Linked DNA regions of Homo sapiens: all the other regions are linked to region 1. The links are chromatin contacts, found by Hi-C or POLR2A ChIA-PET in ENCODE. All regions are on one chromosome and are shown on one strand. The core of a region is the stretch at or near the end of the contact, and the rest is flanking DNA. Distances in the headings are between cores, read along the strand shown.

Region 1 (3,528 bases), core at 462-2,961:
TGCTAGGATGGGCGAAGTAGGGGGTCGGGGCCCCTGACTGATCGTGAGCCCCCGAGGTGACTCCAGCCTTGTGCACCCCGTGTTCTGCGGATATGGGATGTGAGCTTGTGCTTCCCGAAGCGCCGCGGCGGTAGAAGCGCTGAAGTTGCGGGTGTGGCTGGCCAGGGGCGCAGGACCGGTGCTCCCGACCGCTGCGTGCTTCTGTGTTGCGTGTGTGGGTGGGGGGACGGGATATAGAGAGTGTGTGTCCCGGAGCAGTGGAGCGGCGGGAGGCGGTGCTGTCTGCCGGCAGTGCGGGGTGGGGTTTGGGTGTTGTCCTCAGTACCCAGATCCAGATGTGGGCTGACGCCCGTTTTCATTCTCCAGGCTGCGAAGAGACGGGTAGGGGAAGCGCTTCCGGCCCCCCAGGCTGGGTGGAAAGCGACTGCAGGCTTACGGATCTCAGAAAGAGTGGAGAGCCCCTGCCACTTTATTCCATACCCCCTTGCGTTTTCGAACCCCTAAGGTCATCAACGACCCGGAAAGCCGGGAGGGGATCACCCACCCCACTTTCTGGGGAGTGCGTGCGTGGGCGGGGAGGCTTATCCAAGTAAAAGGGGGTGGGCAAAACGGAAAGGGTCACTTTGACGTACTGAGTCTCTGCGAAGGCCTCACCGTATGTGCCGGCAGCCGCGTGTCCTGGTCTCCGCCGGGTCACGACCTTCGGAGTTTCCGAGTGCGCCTCAGGCCTGGGACGCGCGGCGCTGTCTCCCCAGTCTCGGAGCCGTGTGCGCAGCGGCCGGCAGGGGGCACTCGCGTCACGGGGAGCCCGCCCGCCGCGCCCGCCTGGCTTGACCCGGGCTTTGGGGCTGACCCGGAGCCTGGCCCGGAGCTGCCTGCGGCCGCGGATGCCGGCGACATTTGGGGCCCGGCTAGGCACAGAGCAACTGGTCGCCAGGGAAGGGCGGGGGGGCGGCCTCCCAGCCGGAGACAAACAAGCAATTAATTCCGGAGCTGAGTTCCCATCTGCCAGGCCTGCTGACAACAGGTCCGGCGCACGCCCGCAGGACCTCCCGCTTCCCGGGCGGCACGGCGCGCACACCCACTTGCGGGCACACGCGCGGCTGTAAAGACACGTGCCGTTCGCAGACGCGCCGAGGCACAGATACGCCGGCGCGGTCGCTGCCCGGCTCGAGGCGCACACCGCGGCGACACTAACCCACGCGCGACAGTTAGACCTAAAGTGGCCCGCGACACGCAGAGTACGCTGGGCTTGCTGGAAAGGCGCCTGGGAGTCTCGGGGCCGGGGTCCCGCCCCTTCCTCGGCCCACCTCGCCGTGGGCCTTGGGCAAGAGCGTCCCCTCCGCAGCCTCAGTTTTCCCGCCTGTAGAGGGAGGGGCGTCGGCGCCTCCTGGGAGACGCGCAGCCCTGGTGTCCCGGGAGAGGGGCGGGAGGCGCATGCGCGCGCGCAACTAGATCCTCGCCGCCGCCCCCAGCGCCCCTCCCCGGGGCAGGGACTCACCTAACAGGTTGGGGTCCTTGGAGTGCGCGGGGCCGCGTGGGGAAGCGGGGACCCTACCCCCCCCACGCGCCGCCCAGCACTGGGCAAGGGCGGGGCACTCTCTGGGCTCCCGCCCCTCGCCGCCCGCCCCGGGAGCCCGAGCCCCGCCCTTCCCCGGCCCCGCCCTCGCCTCCCGAGCGCGCCCACCGGAGCCACCGCGCTCCTCGCGACACTCGCAGGCTCTGCGAACTTCCGAGCGGCTGGGCCGGGCCATGGGGGCGCCTCGGGGCCGGATCACGTAGCCGCGGCGCCCCCGGAGAGCCAGCGTGGCCGGGAGCGCCTGCCGGGCTCTTCCCGCGCCCCGGCCATGGTCGGCCGCGGCGTCCCTCTGTGCGCTGCGCAGCCCGCGGTACGCGCGGCCCGGCCTGGAGAGGGAGGCGGGCGGCGGGGGCCCGGGACGGCGAAGATACTCGCGGTGTGCGCTGGATCCCTGGGGGCCGGGCCTCCTGCTGAGGGTAGCGGACCCGCAGGCGGGACCTCCGGGGATGGAGGGAGTGGGTGAGCGCCAGGGTCGTGCCCAGGGCTCCTAACTTTGGCAAGAGCGTCACGCTGGGGCAGGGCGCGCAGGGGTCTGGATCCGACGGACGTCCCAGGCTCACTGTCCGCTTCCGCCCCCACACCCTGCAGGTGGCCGAGGGCGGCCCGGCCCGCGAGCCGCCGCCGCTGCTGGAGGTGTCCCCCCGAAAGAGGCTACCCGCCGGGCCCGACCAGGACCCATGCGGCAGCCGCCCTGCTCCCGAAGGCGCCGGGGCCGGCCCAGAGCAGGGCCACTCGGCCGGCGGAGGCGGCTGGTGCCGCCACTGCCACACGAAGCTGGTGGAGCTCAAGCGACAGGCGTGGAAGCTGGTCAGCGGGCCCGGGACCACCCTCCGGGTAAGTGACACTTCCTTAGGCCGACCCCTCCGAGCAGGGCCACGCCGAACTTGGGTAGAACTTGGGGCTTGGAGGGAAGCAGGGTTCCACTCCTTCCCTGCTGCTGTTTCCACAAAGAGTTATCAGCCAGGACTTCCCTTCTGCGGGCCTCAGTTTCCCGGTCTGTAACACCATGTGTGAGCTAGGGAGCTCAGCCCGAGGGGCCCTGCTGCCTCGGATGGGAGGGGCCTGGGCTGGCGTTCCTCCCCCAGCCCAGATGTCCCACAGCTGGAACGCAGGTTTGTGTGGGAGGAGGAGGGGAGAGAGCGGATGGCAGGGACTCCACCCAGGGCGGGACAGCTCCAGCCCTACCAGCAGGGAGAGGTTATTTGGTGCATTGTGGCCCTTGGGGCACCTGGGCCCCCAGCCAGGTGTCTGGAAATTACATACCTGGGGCCGGGGGGCCTGGCAGGTGAAAGGGTGGGCCACAGCAGCTGGGGGGTCCCTGCCTACTCCTCTCCCAGCCTCAAGGATAAGAACTGTTGTCCCATACCTCCTGGGATAGACTGAGGCAGTGGCCGCCCATGGGGAATTGAGTCGGGGCCCTCTGGGTTCCCCAGGCTCCAGCCCCAGGGGCAGGTGCTTGCAGGGGAGGGGTTCTCCTGGATTTCCAGCCAGTGGGCCTGCCGGCTTTGGAGGGAGCAGGGACCATTGTTCCAGGAACAATGCATGCTGGAAGTTTGCAAAGGCTGGGGGCGGGTGGGGGTCTCCAGAGGAAGCCCGCTGCCGGGCCTTCAGCCTTTATGAAAGAGTTCCTGGGAAGTCCGCATAATCCCCATTGAATCTAAATATAGTTCTCTAAGGGCTGTGGGGGTTGGAGTGAGCTGAGACCCTGACTGCCCTGTCTGGGGCAGGGCAGGGTGGGGCAGGGTACCAGTCTGGTTTCTGTCCTGGGCACCGTCTCCGGGCTCTCTGGAGTCTCGGCGAGGGATAGGATTGCTGTAGCCTCTCTCTGGCTCAGGCCAGGCGCCTGTGGGCCTGTCCTGGGGTGGGGCTGGACCCGCCCTGTCCTCTGCTCTGGACAGGCTGCAGCCTTGGCCATACTCTGTGCCCCAGTGGCCTGTATCTAGTTTAAA
Region 2 (3,528 bases), core at 442-2,941, 510 kb before region 1:
CAACATAGCAAGATCTCCTCTCTGCAAAAAATTTAAAAAACATTAGCTGGGAGTGGTGGTGCACACCTGTAGTCCCTAGCTACTTGGGAGGCTGAGGCAAGAGGATCTCTTGAGCCCAGGAGTTCGAGGTTACGGTGAGCTGATTGCCACTGCCCTCCAGTCAGGGTGACAAAGATACCCTAACTCAAAGAAATATTGAGGAAGTAGAATCTTTTCCACCTGTTGTAGTAGGGCGTAAGGGAGCGGTGCAGGCATCCCAGGTTTCTGGCTAGGGTTGTGGGTGAGCAGAGGGGACAGTTACTGGGCGCAGCGGCACAGAAAGAATGAGCAGTCGATGCTTGGCGGTGCCCAGCCCAGTGGCTGAACTTAGTGACATCCAAGCTGCAGTCTGGCTGAAATCACTAACCTGAAAGTGGTATGGAGAAAGTTTGTTTGACCCTGACTCAGTGCCTCTCCCCGGGCCAACCCTACCGTGTTACCTAGGAGCTCCCCCTTTGTCTTTATAAATGAGATAAAAGTAACCAGACCTCCCTGGAAAAACCGAGGAGCACTTGCTTCTCTGGTGACTGCGGGGCCTAACTGCAGGGTTCACAAAGGGCTGCTGGTGCTGGGTGATAACATCGGAAAGGAACAGCAGTTCACAAGATGGGGCTGGGGGACTGGCCCAGGAACCCCTCCAGGTTAAATGATGCCTCCGGGCCCCGCACTTGGGACGTCTGCAGGCACTGGGAGGGTTTTTCCCAAGCCGCTGGCAGCAGCGAGCGGAGCCTCGCCCATTGAATCAGCATGCCCTCCCGGCTGGCTGCTGAGTCAGGCCTGCGGAGCCGGCGAAGCCGCAGGACTTGACCCAGGCGCGCTCCGCTGCCCTTCAGGCCGGGCTGGAGGTCGAGGCCCTGCAGCCAGGGAGATGCGCCGGTGGCTGCGTGGGGACAGAGGGGGGTTGTCTCCCACCCTCACAGTCTACACCCCGGCCCTTCCCCTTTGCCCGTCTGAGGCGCAGTTTGTGTCGAGGGGGAGCGCCTGGAAAGTTTCCTCGTACAGATACGAGGGTCCAAAAGCCCCGAGGAGAGGGAATAATGAGAAGGGGAGGGCGCAGGGTTAGAGGTCAGGGTCTCGACCAAAGGCTGTCGGTTTTCCTGGAGGAGGGAGAAAGGCCTGGCCGGGATCATCTGATTCCGGGGCCTCCCGAAGGCCTCCTAGCTGGGTTTTGGGGGGACCGAAACGAGCGCATGAAGCTCGCGGGCCTGGGAGTGGGGTGGGGCGGGAGCCCAGTGGTGGCGGCTGCGGCCGGGCCTGCACCGTCCCCGGCCGCATTCTGGTAGGGCCCACAGTCCGGCTGGAAGGGAAGCTGCCGAAGCGCTCGGTCATCGCGGCTGCGGAGTCGGAGAGGCCAGGGCCTGGCCGCCCACCCCGCGAGCCGCGCCCTGCCCCGAGCGCCCCACCCCCGTCCGCGTTACAACCGGGAGGCCCGCTGGGTCCTGCACCGTCACCCTCCTCCCTGTGACCGCCCACCTGATACCCAAACAACTTTCTCGCCCCTCCAGTCCCCAGCTCGCCGAGCGCTTGCGGGGAGCCACCCAGCCTCAGTTTCCCCAGCCCCGGGCGGGGCGAGGGGCGATGACGTCATGCCGGCGCGCGGCATTGTGGGGCGGGGCGAGGCGGGGCGCCGGGGGGAGCAACACTGAGACGCCATTTTCGGCGGCGGGAGCGGCGCAGGCGGCCGAGCGGGACTGGCTGGGTCGGCTGGGCTGCTGGTGCGAGGAGCCGCGGGGCTGTGCTCGGCGGCCAAGGGGACAGCGCGTGGGTGGCCGAGGATGCTGCGGGGCGGTAGCTCCGGCGCCCCTAGCTGGTGACTGCTGCGCCGTGCCTCACACAGCCGAGGCGGGCTCGGCGCACAGTCGCTGCTCCGCGCGCGCGCCCGGCGGCGCTCCAGGTGCTGACAGCGCGAGAGAGCGCGGCCCTCAGGAGCAAGGCGGTGAGTCCCCGGCGTGCGCCCCGGACCGCGGCCCCCTCCTCATCCTCCGCCCCGTCCCTGTCCCGCTCCTCTTCGGACCCGCCCCGGCCGTAACTCTGTCCCCATCCAGGCCTCCTTCCCGGTTTGGGTCCCGGCCCCTCTCCGTTCCCACCCCGGTACCCGCCCCAGTTCACCGCCCCGGCCGGTCCGCGACCCCTTCCAGGTTCAGGTCGGGTTCTTGTCCCCGGCCCTTTTGCCAGCCCCGGCTCCCGGCGCCGCGCGTCCTCCCCATCCGCGTCCCACTGCAGGTTCCGGTCCCCGGCCCTGCCCAGGGCCCCGCCCTGGCCCCGCATCCCCGGCTTGGCCCTGCTGCGGGCGGCGGCGGCCGTTCCCGGGGACAGCTGTGGACCCCGGGAACCCGCGACAGGGGAGGTGGCTGACCCCGGGATCGCGGCGGGCGGGGAGGCCGGAGGCCCGGCGGGGCTGGCTTTGTCCGATTCCTCCTCTTCCTTCCACCCCCGCCTCTCCCGGCACCGCCCTGAGCGGACGCGCCTGTCATTCTCGCGGGCGGCGGGGGGCCGGGTCCCTCCCGAGAGCTGGCTCCGCTTTGCCTCCTTGGCGACCCCTTATTTTCAGTAACCAGATGCGAAACGTTTCAGGCGACCCTGTTCACCTAGGCTGGCGTTGCTCCAACTAAACTTGAAGCAGCCTCCGTCCTGGAATGCTTTTTCCATGTAAAATTGGGTGTACCCTTTTCCTTAAGAAAATTAAAATAAAGCGTAAAAGTAGTGAAATTAATGCGTGATGGAGTGGATGGTTTTATAACTTAACATTTGTAGGTCATTTCTAGGTATATTTGTATTAGAATTGTTGCTGCCTGTTACTGTTTTATTATTTAAATGAATTAAGAATTTACATATTAAGCGTTTGAAAAGGAATACTTACAAAAATGATGTTTTTTAAAAATGTGAGAACAAAAAATTTGAGATATACTATTTCAGGTGTTCTGTAAAAGGGCAGTTAGAGCTTTGATTCTTTGCATTAGTTAAATCCCAAGGCCTTTTTTTTTGGTACGGCATGACTAAGCCATTGATCAGAATCAGCTCGGAATACATTGCACTAGTTTAGTGAAAGACACTTTAGAAAACTGGAAGAACCTCCTGAAGTTATATTACAGACATGGCCTTGCTTCTTTCAGGGATTGTCAGCAAGCCTGTTATGGTGAGAAATTTGACCTATTGCTCTGTTTCCTAAATATTTGTAGGAATACAATGATACTAAGTATGAAGTATATTTCAACTTGTATGGAATTCTGTGTGGGAGGGTAGGCACTCTAAAGAGCCAGTGTCTCTCCAAGTCATCAAAGAATGCAGCATCATGTTGCAGTTGAGCCTGGCAGCCCTGTCTGGCACTGAGTGCTGTGGAGGACCCAGGTGGTAACCTCTAACCCTACTGCAGCCTTGGCATTGTCTTAGAGAAAAGCATCCAGACATGCACAGGACTCTGGACAGCGTTTATCTCCAGCAAGGGGGGAGGGAATGACACTGGGGAGAGGCACACAGTATCTTCAGTAT
Region 3 (3,528 bases), core at 739-3,238, 300 kb after region 1:
CAGGTGGGGACCAGCATGGATGGCCCTCTGGACTGGTGTGGGGGGCCCCTGCTTTGGAGGGGCTGCTGGCCAGTGGCAGGGGTTGGATTGGAGCCAGGCGGATCTCACCAACCCCCATCCTTCAACACAACAGAAAGGGGCGGGTGGGAGGTTGGAGCCCCGGCCGTGTTAGCTGCTGTGGTGCCTCCAGCCAACCCTATTCCATCCCCAGGACCACCTGCTCAGGGGTGCCCTGATCCCAGCAACCAAGGACTCCAGAAGGTAGGTATAAGTTCCATGGGCTTTGCAGGGAGGGGCTGAGCAGTCCCACACAGGCACTCATTTGGAACCAAACAGAGGGCTGGGGACTGAACAGAGGCATTCTGACCCCACAGCAATGGGGAGCCATGGCGGGTCCTTGAGCAGAAGGGTAGGCTCTGGAATGTGTTTGAAGTTGATGCTGACAGCAGGTGTGGGGTGGACTGAGGGAAGATGGAGACCAGGGGTTGCCAGGGCAATGCCCAGGAGCAACGTAAGGAGGCCCCCAGGGTGCAAGGGAGGGCCAGGGGCAGGGCAGGAGGTGGGAGTCTTGGCCAGGAACATGCTGTAGGGCTAGGAACTACCCGGAAAAGGGTGAGTCTCAGGGGCTTGGACCCCCTCCCGGAGCAGAGGACTCCAGGGTCCCCAGCTGTGTGCCCTTCACTGTGAGGCAGTGTGAGTGCTGGCCCACTCACGACATGCCCAGACCTGCAGAATGGGAAAGGCCTTCCTGGTAACGGGGCCTCCAAGAGCAGGCAGGTGGCCTGTGAGCGGCATTTCCAAACATCAGACTTCGCAGGGCTGACTTGATGGCTACCAGCAAGCAAGTCCCACCATGGTTCCTGTGGGGCAGTCGGGGTGCTCAGGGAGGTGGGCTCCAGGCAGGGGACCTGGCCCAGCCTCACTGTGACCCCCGGAGGCCCAGCAAGGGGTGACTAGTGGGCACAGTGCCTTGGAGTGGGAGGAGGAGAAACCCTAAAATGAGGCCCACGCCCCACAGCCGAGTGGCTCCCTGGAGCCAGCCCTGGCCCCGTCGTGCCCCAAGAAGGCCTGGCTGGCCAGGGCCTAGGGCTCCTGTGGGGTTGCCAGCACCACAGGGTCAGTACAGGCTGTCATCAGGCAGTCCAGCCACCCTGAGGGCAGGTGCTGGGGAAGGACCCTGTCCCACTCCCTCCATCACCTGTGCTGGGGCCACTGGCAGTCATAGGAGAGCAGAGCAGGCCCAAGGTAGGCGCCAGACATGGCGCCCTTGCAGCCAGCGTGTCCACGCCCATCCTCAAGCCGAGCCTGGTCACCAGCAGTGAGAAGGGAGGGTAGGCCCACGGCCCTGGCTCCCCTAAAGTCCTGTTTCCACGGAACGATGGCCCAGCATCTACTCCTCCCCAGGACCCCCGCTAACTGGGAAGGGTCAGCCCCTGCCCTTTGCACTCTACCCCCAAGACATGCGGCCTCCTTGACCTCTCTATGCTCAAGCAAGTCTTGCCAGAACTAGGAAAATCTGCCCCAAGCTATGATCCCAGCTGGTGCAGATGGTCCCAGGCTGTGGTGGGCCCTGTTCTATTCCTCCCAACAACCCTGCAGTCCATCCCACAAATCGGGACAATGCGCTGGGACAGCTGACATTCCAGAGGTGTCCAGGGACGCACAGTGAATCCGTGTCCACTGGGGAGCGCCCACTAGGAGGGAGGAAGCCCAGGAGAGTGGGCGCTCGCAGGAAGCCCTCTGGCCTGGCCCGGTAGTCCTGGCGGGCTTCCAGGGGGAGGTGGAGCTGAGCCTCCTGCAGATGGGCGGAGCTGAGGGAGGCAGGCCTGGGGCAGTCGGGGTGAAGGCTCCAGGACTGCCAGGGCAGGAAACCACACAGGATGTTATGGAGAAGCAGGACGGCAGCAAGGGTGTACAGCTGGGCCTGGTCACTCTGCCAAGCCCCTAGCCCGGCGGCTGCCTCCCCGCAGTGGCCTGTTTTCTCCGCGGCCATGCCAGGAGACGTGCCGGGGGCTGACCGTAAGCTTCCCCCAGGAACTGCTGACACAAGCTCCTCCCACTGCATGCCTGTGTCTGGCTGGCCAAGCTCTGTCCCAGGACTTCCCTCCCACCAGGGCCCTGTTCCCATTCCCACCACAGGACCAAGGGGCCCTACTTAGCCTCCAGCCTCCCGGGCACCCCCTGGTCCTTACTGCAGCTGCGCTGGTGTCATTCTCCGTCCTGTGGGGTGAGCTCCAGCATGGCCGTGCGTGCTCTGCTGGGCAGTGCCAGGCCCGTCTCCACTGGCCTCAGACACGGCAAGGCTGGACCCCTACCCAGGGTCAGAGCTTAGGTGTGGGAAGGAGGGCGATGGAGCAGATAATGAGTCAATCAGACCTGGAGACGCTGGGGGCTGGTGAAGCACCAGGCAAGGAGTTTGGGGCTGCCCCTGGTACAGGAGCCGTATGGTCCTCACCCCACACCCCAGGGAGTCACCCAGCCAGGGCCAGGGGAGAGGCAGGTGACTGCCGTGTGCGGACTCTGCACTGGCTACTACACTGCCTGTGGGGCTGGAATGGGGGCTCCCAGAAAGGGGCTGGACTCCAGCCCCTGGAGGACAGGGTGTTAGGCAGCCAGCAGTGGGTGAACCCAAGGGCCAGGCCAGCACAGCACGGGGGCAGGGTGAGGGTCCCAGGTTGTGGCTCAGCCTGACGGGCCTTGCTGTGTAAGCTGCTCTCAGAGAGGGAGGTGGCTGGTCTCTTTCTTCCCTTGTGGAGATGCAGCCAGACAGGGGCCAGAGGCCCAATGAATTAATTATGGAGGGAAGGCAGCCCTGCTCTGAGCAGCGGGGCTCTGGATGAGGCGGTGGCTCCAGCTGCTGCAGGGCCCTGAAAGCACACTGCCCACCTCTGCCGGCCCCACCCAGCTGCAGGAGGCCCAGCCCCACCTGCCCTGGAAGCCTTCCAGGACTGTCAGGCAGGGGGATCTCCTGTAAGCGCCCACTCTCCTGGGCCTCTCCCCTCTGACAGGGCACTCCTGGGGCAGGTATCGCAGAGGGGGAGTTCCTGGGCCCTGGCCAGCTGCTCAGTGGGCAGCTGTGGGCCCTTCACTGGCTTCAGGTTCCTCTGAGCTGGTGCCCTCCCGCCTGCCTGTGGGTGGTGACACTGGGCTGGGACACATGAGTCCTCCCCACACTGGCCCCAGGGCACAATCAATACCCAGTGAGCCTTTCATTACCTGGCTGTTAATTATTCAGCGCTCACTGGGAAGGCCACATGCCACATCCGTGCCCTCACCCCGCCCCACCCCATGGGAACACAACAGAAAGTGCCTGGGAGTGGGCAGGGAGGAGACGCTAAGCACACAGTGAGGAGACCACCCCTGGAAGCCCCCAGACCACAGCAGAGAGAAAGAGAGAGACAGAAAGAAGTCTTCCCTGGTGGGTGAGAGCCCAGGCTGTTCTTCCAAGGGCAGGAGGGAGGGAGGCAGGGAAGGAGGAAGGAAGGGGGGCCTGACCACCCAGGCCAGCCCCGGGGGCCAGCTCCACTG

Evidence for each region. A loop is a pair of places that touch in the nucleus more often than their neighbours do. ChIA-PET counts read pairs that join two places held with the same protein, here RNA polymerase II (POLR2A). Pooled maps may share reads with other maps.
Region 2: a loop to region 1 is called in a map of posterior vena cava, with 12 times the contacts of the local background. The contact joins the promoter of KLC1 here to the promoter of KIF26A in region 1. A Hi-C loop is called at or near these places in 1 of 168 maps with a recorded cell type or tissue (posterior vena cava). POLR2A ChIA-PET finds 5 or more read pairs at or near these places in 1 of 52 experiments (A673).
Region 3: a loop to region 1 is called in a map of endothelial cell of umbilical vein, with 7 times the contacts of the local background. The contact joins the enhancer-like site here to the promoter of KIF26A in region 1. A Hi-C loop is called at or near these places in 2 of 168 maps with a recorded cell type or tissue (endothelial cell of umbilical vein and heart right ventricle) and 7 of 50 pooled maps.

The regions. Positions count from the first base shown.
Region 1 is chr14:104,136,876-104,140,403 of GRCh38, forward strand. KIF26A (kinesin family member 26A) reads left to right here and starts at 1,712. Exons shown (of 15, transcript NM_015656.2): 1 at 1,712-1,889; 2 at 2,168-2,413. The coding sequence starts at 1,848. It overlaps KIF26A-DT (KIF26A divergent transcript), which reads right to left and starts at 1,754. Exons shown (of 3, transcript NR_158217.1): 1 at 655-1,754; 2 at 1-367. RefSeq lists enhancers at 1-302, 303-1,014 and a silencer at 711-880.
Region 2 is chr14:103,627,520-103,631,047 of GRCh38, forward strand. KLC1 (kinesin light chain 1) reads left to right here and starts at 1,692. Exons shown (of 17, transcript NM_001394837.1): 1 at 1,692-1,975. LOC105370688 (a long non-coding RNA gene) reads right to left here and starts at 1,624. Exons shown (of 3, transcript XR_944248.2): 1 at 1,513-1,624; 2 at 220-406; 3 at 1-21. RefSeq lists an enhancer at 730-819 and silencers at 1,260-1,459, 1,550-1,909, 1,960-2,079, 2,170-2,219, 2,260-2,439.
Region 3 is chr14:104,434,388-104,437,915 of GRCh38, forward strand. No RefSeq gene overlaps it. Among named protein-coding and RNA genes, the nearest start is that of C14orf180, 140 kb to the right of the region's middle. RefSeq lists an enhancer at 601-1,466. Within about 2 kb of position 1,989, at least 17 of the 41 ENCODE cell types and tissues checked have a DNase peak (open chromatin) inside an H3K27ac peak, as active enhancers do; they include endothelial cell of umbilical vein and heart right ventricle, where a contact is called at or near this core.